Regions from separate parts of the Homo sapiens genome. Here region 1 is linked to region 2. The links are chromatin contacts, found by Hi-C or POLR2A ChIA-PET in ENCODE. All regions are on one chromosome and are shown on one strand. The core of a region is the stretch at or near the end of the contact, and the rest is flanking DNA. Distances in the headings are between cores, read along the strand shown.

Region 1 (7,581 bases), core at 1,094-3,593, 140 kb after region 2:
AAATAAAGACATTATGCTAAGGGAATGATGTCAGACACAAGGAACAATTTGTATGATTCTGTTTATATGAACTATCCAGAAAAGGCACACTGGTAGAGAGAAAAAGCAGATTGTAGGGCTGGTGTGAGAGTGATGATTAACTGCAAACTGGCACAAGAGAACTATTTGTAGTGATGGAAAGGTTCTAAGACTGGATTGTGGTGGTGGTTGCCCAACTTTATGAACTTACTAAAAATCATCCAATAATATACTTATTGCAGGTGAGTTTGTGGTATGTAATTTATACTTCATTTTTAAAGGATTTTTCTCACTTTTTTGACCTTCTGTGCTTAAATTTTGAGAGCTCTTCTAAGTCCTTATGTGACAACAATTGATTTGTTTACACTGTCATTAAGCTGTCTGATTTATGCATTTAATATCTATCTCATAAGAATAACAACTTTTAAAGAAATACCTATTTATATACATACCTTTGTTTCAAATTTATTCTTCCAACACCTCTTTGGGTTTCTCAGTTCCAGCTAAATGGCTTTTGATTCTCAACTGAAGTTTACTATTCATTGTAAGTTACTGTCTTTTGTTTGACAGATATTTTTCTGGATGACATTAACTTTTAGAAACCACACCATGGAACAATTTTTTATATATTTTTGATGTCTTTTGTTAAATTCTTTAATGTATTTTCTCAATGAAAATATAAAGTCTTATTTCTGAAATGTATCTTGATTTTAATTATATGCTTATCTTTCCTTTTAAAATAGAATATGCTTCTCTGGGATCACTCTATGATTACATTAACAGTAACAGAAGTGAGGAGATGGATATGGATCACATTATGACCTGGGCCACTGATGTAGCCAAAGGTAATAATATTTGGTATATTCTTATAGAATTAGTGGGGTGCATTTTCCCCTCCTGAAATGGGGACTTAACATCAGAAAATGTTTTATTCTGTCTTTAGATGTTCTTTTTCCAGACCAAAAGTAGTAAGAATTCCACAGCTGATGGTACAGATAATATTTTAGGTCATTGCCTTTCCACTCCTGAATTCCTTTTATCTTCCTCTTAAGACTCTACTTTATTTCTATCCACGAAATCTAGTTGTAGCTTCAGGGCAGACATGTTTGTCATGTTTTGTGATATTATAATTGACTAGCTTGCTTGACACATTAAATGGAAAAATCATAGTTCTGTTGTTCTGAAAGTCTCTACTTAGACTCAGTATCCAGAAAACATGATTTATTGTAGGATTAGTTCTACTCATTTTGTATACATAATATGCTAAAAATAGAAACCACTTGCAAAAAAAATTTTTATTTGTCCTGCCATGTAAAAGCAATTCAGATTTTATTTTACATTTAATGTAAACTTACTTAGGCATCGCTGTTGGAATTAAATATTTTTAATACACCAAACCCCTAAACAAAGTGCCCAGTCTTTTTTCTCATACATTCTTGCATAGATGAATGCTTTCTAAAGCAATTCAAACTTCATTTATTTTTATCTTTTTTTTTTCCATTTTCCTAACTGAACATTTCTGGGCTTTATTTATAACTGTCAGAGTTGCTTTGGAAACAACTTCATCTAAATAATGAACACCGATAGTTATATTTGTATTCTAGCAACCCCTACAAAGTGTGTCTGAATTTTCCTGGGGCAATTAACTCCTCTACATTTTACTACTCCATTCTCTACAAGCATCTCTTTACAAAGCAAATATAATGTGATTTAGCACTCAGTAAGGGGAGCAACTCATACGTTGATTTCACTGTGTGACTTCCAAAAGTAGCAGTCTTTCCTTTGGGGAATTGTCTATTTTAAGTTTCATCAACACCTACCAAATTCTTCAAATAGGGAAAGTGAAAAAAAATTTTTTTTGAGTTTCATGCTAGATGCTGCTGCTGAATGATGCCTCATTACATTATAAAAATAATAAGCTCTGTGTTTAGGGTGGTGTACCTGAGACTTTATGTTAATTTGCTTAATTGTGTATTGATGCATCGGGCATCTCAAATCATGCTTAAACTTTCATATTCTTAAAGATATTTTCATGTAATATCATAGTGACTTCTCTGTATGTCAGTAGAACACAAGGACCAGCTCTCTGTAAGCAAGGTGATGTGCCTTTATTGGAGGCTGCCTGAGCATTGTGGAAATACCCTTAAATAATGTAAATGCATATATAGGTAGTACTTAACTTACAGCACATCACCTTACACACGTTTGCATTTAGGGTGCTCAGCCAGTTACACCCATGTTATTACTTTATTGGCACTTAGAATAGATAGACAGCAAACAAAACAGCTAACATCAGTCACTCTGCTTCCTGCTGTGCTCTACTTAAGCATCCCTGATTCCCAGCCTGGGAAACTCTTCTCCCTGCACCCCCTTAACCACATGCCACATCATCCCGACTGAGGGATAAGTCTCTTGGCTCCACATCAGCTGAGTCATTCTTGGTGTTTTCTCAAGAGTGCTAGTGCTCTGCATCAGAAGGGCAAGGAAGAGAAGGAATCGAATTAGGTAGCAAACTGGGCCTGGTGCAGTGGCTCATGCCTATAATCCCAGCACTTTGGGAGTCCCAGGCGGGTGGATCACTTGAGGCCAGGAATTTGAGATCAGCCTGGCCAACAAGGCGAAACCCTGTCTCTACTAAAAATACAAAAAATTAGCTGGGCGTGGTGGTGCACTACTCGCCTATAGTCCCAGCTCCTTGGGAGGCTGAGGCAAGAGAATCGCTCAAACCCCAGAGGTTTGCAGTGAGCCAACATCAAGCCACTGCACTCCAGCCAGAGTGAGACTCAGTCTAGAAAAAAAAAAAAAATTAGGTAGCAAACTGGTACCAGAGTTAAAAATAAGGAAGGAGAGGCCAGGCACGGTGGCTCACGCCTATAATCCTAGCACTTTGGGAAGCCGAGGAAGGTGGATCACCTGAGGCCAGGAGTTCAAAACCAGCCTGACCAACATGGAGAAACCCTGTTTCTACTAAAAATACAAATTTAGCCAGGCGTGGTGGCGCATGCCTGTAATCCCAGCTACTCAGGAGGCTAAGGCAGGAGAATCACTTGAACCTGGGAGGCGGAGGTTGCGGTGAGCCAAGATTGGGCCATTGCACTCCAGCCTGGGCGACCGAGTGAGACTCTGTCTCAAAAAAATAAAAAAAGGGAAGGAGAGAATGGGATTGGACCCACTGATGGTGTCCAAAACTGCAGATTAATAAAATCCCTTTTGCCTGTCTGGCTAATGTGTTTGACCTCAGGTGAGAAGAGTGAGGCAGAGAAGAGGCTTGTATGTTTATGGACGCAAGTAATACTTAACATTTAAAAATCCTTTAAGATGGCCCATTAAAAAAAAAAAATCAAGGCTTTAGGAATGACTTCAGCTTTCTCTGATAAGCTGGGTGTAGAACTTAAGAATTTAAGAGATTAAGTAGGAAGCCTTGATTTTTGTTGATTCTGTTTCAAATTCAGCTATGTACCTTTCAGTTTAACCTATGATTGAATCCACTGGAGCAATGATATGTTGAGAAATCAGAGAATGAATATTTTAAGCAAAGGTTGATTCATGCATTTTAAAATAGGCATTGCTCAGCATCATTGCTGTTGAGACAATATCTTCTCACAAAAAAGATTCTCTTCTTTCTAGATGTGAGGATAATGGAGGGTGGACCAGCAAGTATATCTGAAATTGCTGCAAGCTAATCAGCAATGCTTAAAAGGAACAATTAAAGCAGATAAACTCCAATCCAGTTTCAAAATGGTCACCACTCATTCCAGTTCTCCCCAAAAGTCTCCTCAGTTACACCTGCCAATTCTTTTTTTAAGGAAACCCTGAATGTACACCTGATGAAAGTATTTTTCAGCCTTCTTAATTGTTTGCAATAAATATAAGGCAGAATTATAGATGGATCTACAAAAACATTAAATAGAATTTTATGTGTGTGTGATGACTATTGTTTATATGAAATATTATTTAAATGTATACTATGCATCGTACACTAATACTTTATGGTACTTTTTTCTTATAATCTTCCATGAGGAAGGAAAGTGCCTATATTTAAAGCTTTTGTATTTGAGTCTTGTTTTTTGAAATCCTTACTTGTCAGCAAGTGTAGAAACTATCTCTACCAGTAATAGTAATTATACAGATTCTACCTGAAAAATTATTCAGGAATTTGATTCTAAAGCAAGAGAGAGGTAACTATGAAATCCAGTCATATAGATTATTAAATGCTACCCAAGTTGTAACTATTGAATTTTTGCAGTTTGAGGGATGTAGAACTTCTTATCAGAAGAGAAATTTCCTTTATCCCAGTTACATCTTATTTAAGATCACATAATTACTAATACTTGTGTTAACTTGACTCTTCAGTGATATCATTCAGTGATATCATTAAAAGGCAAGAGTTTAAATTTTCTTTGTCCTTTCATGATTCTTCAATATATCATAATTAAAATAGAAGAATAAAGATTTAAAAATTAACCTCTCTATATGCTTTAAAAAGCCTAAGCCTCTTATTAAATTATTTTCAATGCATTGTTCATTTTAAAAAGAAGCCTATTTGATTTGGAGGTGAGGGGGAGGCTATTTCTGCCATTAGTTAGAAAAAACAACTTGAGAAATAAAGAGGATATATTTTAGTAGAAAATCATCCTTTTTTTATTCTAAAGGGGTAGACAATACGTAAATACAGAAAGAGTCAAAAACTACTAAGGTGGTAACCATAAAATGTGTCTTTAAAGTATAATTTTATATTCAAAATAATAAAGCTCTATAAATATGATGGAAAGAATTTTGGAGTATGTTGAAATACAGATTATCTCAAAGATTTATCCTTGTAAAAGGAATGAAATACTTTGTAACTACTGTATACTTTTTTATCTGAAGATCATAAAATTATTTACCAACCGTAACTAATCAGTCCTCCCAGTTCTCCCCACCACTACCCCACATCCACTCCCAGGTCTTGTTGGAATGGGTACTGAGAAAAAGCCAAGCTGCAGCCAGGTAACCATAGACATCCAGAACTTCGGTAACTGGACATCAGAATCTGCAGTTGGGTACCTGCAGACAACCAGATGAAAACCACAAATTTTACTCAGAACTTTGGCAGATTTAGAAGGTAGTTGGTAGCGGAATACCTTAGTCGTGGAGCCCTCCTTTCAGTGGTTACTGTGCTATTTTCATGCAGACTGCAGAAAATTAAGGTGTCCTTATTAGGTATTGTAAGAAGCTAGATTTACCCACAGTCAAATTCCAACCTCTAAGAGATTAAAGCTTATAAATTTGACTTCACATATACATGTTACTAATGTAGACATATTCTGTTTTCATTTTATCAGTCATGGAAGAATAAGACATGTGAATTAGTTTCTGCTCTTGAGTTCTTTGAAAAACTATGAAAGGTAATACTGATGTAATGTTGAAAAATATTAATAGGCCTTTATTTCTTCTTGTGTGAAAAGGAATGCATTATTTACATATGGAGGCTCCTGTCAAGGTGATTCACAGAGACCTCAAGTCAAGAAACGGTAATGTAGTTATGTTTTTATTTTACCTATTTTATTACAAATTACATACACTTGCATGTAGAAATGAGCATCATTCTTTTACATATCTTTTGTAACCTACTATTGGACTCACTGCTGATACCATGGAAGCCTTTCTACTGTCAATAAATAACAAAAATCTCAATATTATTTAAAGAAGCTGCATAGTATTTCACTGTATAAATATAGCCCAGAATGTGGACATTTGAATTGTTTACATTTTTTCTCTGATAAGAAATGTTGGGCTTAATATTTCAGCCAAATTTTTCAAGACATCCCTAATTATTTCCCTAGAATCATTTTCTAAAAGAGATACTGCTGTGTCAAAGTATGCAGTCATATATTTTTAGTCTTCTATTTTTAGGTGGCTTTGTGCACTATCAATTTTGAATTTTGTTCTTGTTGCATCTGAATTGCGTGGTGTGAATTGTTGATGCCAGTCATGCCTGTATTACCTGGAGTAGTGCCCAGAAATGAGCCACATGATTGGAAGTTTGGAAAGTAAAGGCTCTCTTTTTCTTCTTTCTCTTCTTCTGTACTTTCTAAAGCTTATTTATGGCCCTGTATCTTATAATTTGGAGGGTGAGCATTTTAAAATAACTTGCAGGATTAGACATTACCTTCAAGTAGGAGTGGTAACAGAATGCTTCTTCTGTTACATCACTTCAGAGTTATCTGAGAAAGGCAGTAGCATTATAGCACTAGCTAAAGTAAACATCAGAGTTTGCCACTTTTCTGAATACCCTCCAATCAATTAATTATTTACATGCTTTCTAAATGCTCCTTCTCAGTAAGGAGGAAGCGAACTATCTATTTTTAGGAGATCTTTAATTAAAACGAGTATATGCTAATAGTGTGATCCTTAGAATGGGTGGTGATGACAAGTAGTGGAAGAGAACCAGGGAATGAATCGATCAGGTACCCTTGCACGTGCCTCAGGACTGTGAGGTTTGTGTGTGTGAGTGTGTGTGTGTTTAGCAGGGGGTGAAGGGATGGGGGCGGGGAGGGAAGTTATCAGCACCTGCCACTTATCAGTAGTCCAGGTTGGACCACCAATTTAACCCTGTCTGATTGTCCTTTCCTCTTCTAGGTTATCATGTATTCTTTGGTTCTTCTTAGACTTAAGCTTCCTGGAACTAAGCACTTTTGATATATGGTCAGCTAACAGGAAGTCATTAGGAAATAATCTAGGCTGTAGTAGAAAAGATCAGAGTTTTATGAATTTGTAAATTTTCAGTTCATGCTCAGAATTTCAATTTAACTATGTTATTTGACTTCAGTATATCTTAAATCTTCTACAAAAGAGGAATGATTAACTAAATTATGGATTTTTCCCTGCTATCATTATGAAGACTATATAACAATGGAGAGTGTCCCCATTTTAAAAAGTTACAGTTATATGTATTATAGTTACTAAATAGGAACACACATACACTGATATTGAAAGAATATAGACCTAACTTATAGCAATTCTTTTTCCCTTGGAAAGGTAACCAGAGTTTCACTTTCTATGTTATGTATTTTTATAATGGCAGTTTTTCTAGTGAGCACTTGTTAATCTTATAATGAGAAAGCTGAATATAAAATTAATAATATTTACATTTCTATTTGTAAAAGTTTGTAGCTTATTACTTATAGTACCAGGTTTACCCTGAGGCTATTTTCAAATATTAGATCATACAAAGATCATTTTCCCTCCTTGGTAAAATCATCAGTAACTAGTAAGTATTGATCATCTATCATGTTCAAGGCACTGCACGGTTTACAAAAGAAACATCTGAAACAGTTCTTCAGAACTTTATCCTTGGACTCATCTCCTCTTATGCTCTGAGTCTTGCACTCCCATAAAAGCCCTATTTACATATTAACACTCAAAAACAGATCTCAACTTCAAAACTATTTTTCTATCTGCTGATTAGACACATCCACATAGATATTTTTTAAGACACTAAAATATATTATGTCCAAATTAATCTTTTCATTTTCTCCCTAACCCCGAAAAATCATCCCTGCATTTCTTTTACTGAGTGGC
Region 2 (7,349 bases), core at 1,946-4,445:
AAAGGATACGTCAAAATTAAAACCATTGTTAAAATTAATCAAAGATTTAGAAAGGTAGAATGAACTTCAGGGCTGGAAATTACTGATTTAAACAATTGTTCTCACATTTTAAACTACATGAGCTAAAAATTATGAAGTCTCAGAGTATAGCTTTAAAGAGTAGCATAAAACCAAAGTCAGAATGAAATGTTTTAGCTTTCAAAACTAAAAAGCAGAACAATTACTCCCTACAAAATGGTATAGGAAGAGGTTTCTGACCCCTGCTAATTGTTTTATTATTCTTCAGAGGGGCATACTGGCAGCATTTCCCAGGGTTTTCGGTAATTACACTCCATTCAATATCTGAAGAATTACAATAATTCTACATGGAATATACTTGTGCCCTTCAGATGCAAAGCCTTTAGAGAAGTGAAAAAACAACTTAAAAGTAAATTAGCAGGGAAGTTATCATAGTTACTATTTATTTCACGGCTCCATATATCAAGGGCTAATTATACATTGTACGTTACATTTTCTGGGAGGGATTTGTGATATGTTTCTCATGCTGATCAACAGATGGATGTGTCAGTTTTCACGATCTTTGATGAAGTGAAGTTCTAACTTTTCCAATTGCCTCTTTGTGTGCGAAATTATCCAATGCAGGTACATGTCACTTCAGGCTTGCTAGAGTCCTCAAAGCAGTAGTATTCAGTGAGGTATTATGATGCTTGCAGATAATATATTTGTAAGGCCTTGACTCATCTATGATTTTTTTTTACACTATGTAAGCTTTCTCAAAGTCATTTTCTTATACTTTGGCAAGCCAAGGGTCCGTGAGAGAAGAAAGGGTTGACTAGAATTACATAGCTGCTCAGAGATCGGGGAGTCTCTTTCCCTGGGTGGAGCCTTATCAATTTTCTGCTAGTGTTGTAATTAATCTATTATCTCCACAGGACCCCCTTTAGAGCCTGAGCAGTAAAGTGTCCTGAAACATACATAGTGACCAGGAGTGCCAGCTATTGTTCAAATACCGTGACATTCTGGCTAAGAAATGGAGCGTAGGTCTCATCAGTGTTTTTCCCCAGGGGATAGGAGTCTCTGTTTCTGTCCATTTTCTTTTCTCTTTTCTTTTGTTTTTAATTGAGCTCAGCACAAAAGATTCCCTTTTAAGTCTTTATTGCAACCAAAACTTTACAAAGAAGTTAAGATGATCACTTAGTGACCAAATTTTAAAAGGTCAAATCAATTATAATCTGTCCATTTGGTTGAATACATGCTTTTTAAAAAATGTTTTAAAATGCAAATGGCATGGAAAATAGTCACAATGCAATGTGAAAAATTTCAAATCAAAATAAAATATGTATGTACTATATGAATTCAAATCTTTTAAAAACATGTTTTTATATATTTTTAAATATAAGAAGGCTATATGCCGAAATATTAACAAGATTACTCTGTGAAGTAATATTCTAAGTGATTTTTACTTTGCTCTTAACATTTTCTGTATTTTCTGAATTTCTTTTTTTTTTTTTCTTGAGACGGAGTCTCACTCTGTCGCCCAGGCTGGAGTGCAGTGGCGCGATCTCGGCTCACTGCAAGCTCCACCTCCCAGGTTCACGCCATTCTCCTGCCTCAGCCTCCCAAGTAGCTGGGACTACAGGCGCCTGCCACCACGCCCGGCTAATTTTTTGTATTTTTAGTAGAGAGGGGGTTTCACCGTGTTAGCCAGGATGGTCTCGATCTCCTGACCTCGTGATCCACCCGCCTCGGCCTCCCAAAGTGCTGGGATTACAGGCGTGAGCCACTGCACCTGGCCTGTTTTCTGAATTTCTAAGATGTGTATATGTTAGTGTTATAATCAGAAAGGAGGAAGAAGGGAGGGAAGGAGGGAATCAAATCATCAGGATTAACATTAAAATGCAAACTTTTGCTGGAAGATTAGAGAGGTCAGTAATACAGAGTGTGTAGCAAAAATGTGAAGGTAGAATATTTTGACTTGCTGTTCAGCCAATAAAATCTCATACCTCATTAGTGAGTCTTATTTACTGTGAGGAACTTGATAAGCTAACCCTTCTCCACATCTAGGATAGTTACAGATTCTCTTACAAATTCATGGCAACCTCAAGAAAGGATGGTGAAAAAGCACTAATGTACAGTCTCAGGCATGATAGATGTTTTTTACATCATGGGGAATATGCCAACAATTATGAGAGTTATGCCATTAATATTCCTTACCTGAAAATGCCTTGTATGTATGTGGGTACCCCTTTGAAATAATTAAACAAGTTATACATCAGCTAGTTGCCTTCAGATAGTCAACATCTCAGAACATGTCACTTCTCATGGTACCAAGTATTGCAGAAATGGTTTGTTTTCCTTTTTGGATTGTACTCTACGCTTACTTGAATTTCTATCTTTCTTTTTTCTATATTCCTTTTAGCGCATGATTGCAAATACGGCCAGAACAGTGAGATACTACAGGAGCCAACCCTTCAGTAAGTTAAGTGCTGCCACCTCTTACAATGTAGATGTTGGTGATTAAGGTCTTCTTAATGAGGCCATTGAGACACCCTTGGAGCCTGGGAAATATCTGACTGTGTCAGAGACACTTTGGACCATGAATTCCATGAGATAGGGGCCTTGAGTTTAAAGATTTTTTTTGCTGTTTTAAACTAGAACATATTTACATTGTTGTGAAACTAGAAAATCACCATAGGAATATTATTTTGTGAATGAATTTAAAGAGATTTAATTTGCTCTATCCAGTGCAGCTGGAGACAACTAAAGTACGACTGCCAACAAATCCTGCCTCAAACCAACTCTCTTTATGACTCATTGCTCCATGTTGAGAAACTCACATCAGCCCTTGATGACTCAGTTCAGTCAATTATAAACCAGGAAAGATAATATTTATTGTCTTTCAGGGTGTTGCAAGAATGCATTAATGTTTATAGCACATTCGTAAAAGGTCCAAAAACAGGATTTCATATTATATTTCTAGTATTCCCACATGAATTTGAGGTGCTCTTTTAAAATCTGAACATCTATCACAAGAACTGGTATAATACTTTAATATAAAAAAATTACTAATAATAAATAACAATTTTAGTCTGTTGGGAGTTAAGTTGCATCATAGCACCAGATGGTCATACTAGACCAGTGCTACTGTTTCTTCTGGGCTGGGACTTTGGTGGTGGGGGTGGAGCTTTGGCTCCCTCAATCTGGTCTGGAAATGAGAAGGTGAACACTAAAGGTTTTTGCTAAGCTCATTGTATGACTCACTTGAAGAAATTTATCTCATTAACTCAATATGATACTATGACATAGACATGAATCTGAGGCTACCAGTACCGTCTCCTCCAATAAACCGAGTGCTAAGAGACTATGATGTTCTTGTTTTATTAGTCAGAGTTGTTTGTTCTTCCTAGAGCAGGACTGGCTCATGGCCAGATTTGCTAACATGGGACACCAGAACTACTAAATGTTCATTTTTTAATGAATAGGGAGGAAAAATATAAGAAAAATGACATTGATTTGGGGAGCAACTGATTCAAATGACTGTGCCTTCTCTGACTTCCAAAATGTGAATAGTCTTGCAATATCATCAACTATTCTTATGTGGATTCAGCCAGAATTAAAGTGTCTCATGTGTTTTCATCTATTAATTTACGTTGTGTTTAAAGATGTGATCATAAAGCAGTTGTACAAGTGGAAACAAGAATAGATAAGTGACACCAGTTACAACCGGAGTTTATAATCCCAAATCCAGCAGCGGGGATAAAAGGGGACCCTGAAATTATATGCCAAATCGTGTGTGCCTGAGGGGGTTTATAGCCTTAAGAAGGTTTTCAGTGAGGCTCAAGAACCATAAAATAATATGCTTTGTTTTATGAGCTTCTTTGGAAGTAAATCTTGCATTCTTCTATGTCACCTCCTAGAGAAGCCAAGGGGAAAATGTATTTAAAAAGAAAAAACTCCACTGCATTTGTTGAAGTTATCAGTAACTGCTGGTAAACAACAGCTGCTCAGCTCTGAAGTCAACAATCTATAGATAAAGCTATAGGAATAGATTCACAAACACTGTGGGAATGTGTACAATGTAATTACAGTATATTGTACGTGTAGAGTACACTGCCAGTGAGAAGCAGAGGAAATTAAACACAATGTGCTCTGCAGTTCGCTGTGGTATTATTTCTATGTGATAATTATACTGATGAGTTTCTTCTCACAGGGGGCAGGGGCATGTATGTCTTCTCTCTGCTTTTCTGCCTTCAGACCTGCAACACTCCCCTTCACCCCTTGTGCAGATGGCATTCTAATTGTCTTTGGGAGTGCTGTGTGGATCTAGCAGGAGCAACCAGACTGCAGAAGGCAGTGTACTGTGGTGGAAACCCCGGTCAGGAGCCAGGGTCTGGCTCTGCCACTCCGGGTGTCCCCTTAGACCAGAGGCCCTACCCAGTGATGCTTGAAATGGAGGTGGCCCACAGAGGTGTTGGGTCTAAAGAGAGCATTTTTTTCCCTTTTATTTTGAAATAATGTCACCATTTTAAAATTGGGAGAATTCACGAAGAAGAAATCCAGATTTCCCATTTCTTAACAAAAAAAAAAAAAAAAAAGGAAGATCTGGCAACTCTAGGCACAGATTCCCCGTGGCAGCAACATGCAGAAGCCAGGTCATCACTTCCAGAGGGACCTGTGTTTCCAGTTCACCACCTTCTGGTCTGGCTTTCCTTATTCATGTATGTTCCCTGCGAGGGCTGAGTGCATTGGCTCATCATTCAGCCCTGATCTTCATTAAATTGGTTAACCTCAGTTGCTCACATGCTTGGGATGTGCATCAGAATAGAATGGTAGCTGAGTTTTCAGAGCAGATAGCATTAAAGAATCAAACGTCTAGCAGAAGTCATAACTTCAGCCTGTGAGTTGGGTTTTTTCTGAATATGGACAGTCTCTAAGAACATACAGTCGGTATAGTAATGCTGTATACTGTGTGCAAGTAAAGAGGGGAGTCAGGACTCTGTAGTCTCACTGGCTTGCTTCAGTTTGGCCCAGATGTTAAGCGCTTTTGTGAGGGGCTAATAAAAACTGTCTTTTGACATTAGTCTTCATCTGGATCAAAGGAGGCAGAGACACAGAGTGTGAGACACAGAGACCTCTGGAAAGGGAAACAATTTTAATCTATACCCAGGGGCTATCAGACACATGCTTCCCTTTTAATTTGGTGCCATTTTTTTTTTACAACGTGCAATTCAAAGGAGAATGATCAAAAGAGGTGATTCCAGGGAAGAAAAGAAAATTGGAGGGTAGGAAGGAGGAGATGGAACAACCAAGTGGAAACGTTTCAATGATTGTGGTGTGTTGAAAGGTCTTGAGGGAACCCAGGAACCTATGATAAATGTAATAAATAATTGGAGAAGTAAGATTGTATCTTATATACATATATTACACAATGCCAATTCTGCCCTTTCCTCTTTCAACAGATCCTGATGCAGCTCAAGCTAATAAGAACCATCAGGATGTCCGGAGTTATGTACGGCAATTAAATGTGATTGACAACCAGAGAACTTTATCACAGATGTCACACAGATTAGAGCCTCGTCGACCATAGACATTTCAAATGCCCAAAGCAACAGTTTGTCTCCAGTCCACAATCTTTCAAAAATGCCATTTATGCTACTACTGACTGTATTGCCACTAGAGAATTCTACAAAACAAGCAAAAACACATCCTGAGACACCTCAGGGCTGCATTCAGCTTACCAGCTACCTAGCAAGAGAAGGAATTATTTGACATGCCTAAAGCTTACACACTCTAGCTTAGGAATCCCCAGTTTGTGGCTACCCTGTTTCATTTCCACTTGTGCCATCTTCTTTGCTGAAGTGTTGAATAAGGCCCACGTGAAGAGTTTGGTAGAAATAGCCTTGTCAAGAGAACTAGCAAGCCCCTGACATTTTTTTCTAAGAGTGTTTATGGGATGAGATGTGCTACAAATGGGATAGATTTGGATAAAATTTTAACTCAACATCTTGATTTGGAGCCTGGGGTTTCGGGAAGGTGTTGAGGAATCTATAGAAGTCCAAATTATAGGTTGTATTCTTCCATCTTCATTGTCTTACCTCTGAAGGAATAGAACCTGACCACATTATTATGAAACATTATGGCTGTTTATGTAATTTAGGGAGGACTGGTCTGTAATTTCTGAATGTATATAGAATAATATTTATGTTTACAATGTAACTTTTCAAAATTTACAAATCAGGATTATATACATAAGAATTCCACTAAGAAATGCCAAGATTCTTAAATTTGCCAGCGTTAAAGTAGAAAATAACATTTCAGAAGAGCACAATATGCATAAAACATTTTTCAAAATTGAAATATTTTCCTGGGCATTAAAAACCTTTACTATTGGCTACAAATTTATTGTACCTGATGAAAACATATTTTCTGGACTTAAATGTTATTACAAATATCTTAATTTTCAGTAATTGTTTTGCACTTTCAAAGATTGTAAATAGTTCATTCAATCAATGGTATGGAGTTATTTATTTGCTACATAATAGATACTGTGCCAAATAATTACTTTTTATTTATTTTATTTAGTACGTAATTTTGAAGTACATTTTTTCCTGTTTTCACAATTAGACTACATTTAATGTGTAGGAATTGTATGTATGTATATCTTCTGTAAATAACATCTAGTATCTTCACTAAATATAATTGTCGACAAGAAATGGTTGTGTTCATCTCAATTCCTATAATATGAAAGGGGTAACCATTTGGTATGGTGGGGTGTTGGATCTTTTAATGACACAAAATACACATATTATAAAATTCATTCTTTTAAAGTGCAGAATCCAGTGATTTTTAGTATATTTACAAAGTTGTATAGATAACCATCATCACTATCTAACTTCAGAACATTCTCCTCATCCCTAAAAGAAACTCTGAACTCATTAGCAGTCACTTCTTCTTCTCCTCTCCCTCCAACCTCTGGCAACCACGAATCTGCTTTCTTTGTCTTCAGATTTACTCTGGATGTTTCATATGAGTGGAATCATACAGTATGAGGCCTTTTGCGTCTGGTTTCTTTCACTTAGCATAATGTTTTCAAGGTTGACCATATTATAGCTTGTACCAGTACTTCATTTATTTTTATGGCCATGTAATATTCCATTCTATAAATAGACTACATTTTGTTTATCCATTTATCAGTTGACAGACATTTGTCTGTTGTGTTCACTTTTCGGCAATTAGGAGCATTGCTGCTCTGAAGGGGCACTGGATTTTAGAGCTCCCTTGTGTGGGGCCTCATGCCATTTCTCAGTGATTTAAGTACTTAGCAAATATTTGATGAAGAGATATCCAAA

What was found. A loop is a pair of places that touch in the nucleus more often than their neighbours do. ChIA-PET counts read pairs that join two places held with the same protein, here RNA polymerase II (POLR2A). Pooled maps may share reads with other maps.
Region 1: a pooled map shows a loop between it and region 2 (1.8-fold over the local background). The contact joins two enhancer-like sites. A Hi-C loop is called at or near these places in 1 of 50 pooled maps. POLR2A ChIA-PET finds 5 or more read pairs at or near these places in 4 of 52 experiments (A549, BJ, OCI-LY7 and 1 more).

What each region holds. Positions count from the first base shown.
Region 1 is chr2:173,182,093-173,189,673 of GRCh38, forward strand. MAP3K20 (mitogen-activated protein kinase kinase kinase 20) reads left to right here. Exons shown (of 20, transcript NM_016653.3): 4 at 762-863; 5 at 5,466-5,531. Among named protein-coding and RNA genes, the nearest start is that of MAP3K20-AS1, 96 kb to the right of the region's middle. Within about 2 kb of position 2,344, at least 10 of the 41 ENCODE cell types and tissues checked have a DNase peak (open chromatin) inside an H3K27ac peak, as active enhancers do.
Region 2 is chr2:173,046,181-173,053,529 of GRCh38, forward strand. RAPGEF4 (Rap guanine nucleotide exchange factor 4) reads left to right here. Exons shown (of 31, transcript NM_007023.4): 30 at 2,420-2,474; 31 at 5,460-6,713. The coding sequence ends at 5,587. Among named protein-coding and RNA genes, the nearest start is that of MAP3K20, 26 kb to the right of the region's middle. Within about 2 kb of position 3,196, at least 26 of the 41 ENCODE cell types and tissues checked have a DNase peak (open chromatin) inside an H3K27ac peak, as active enhancers do.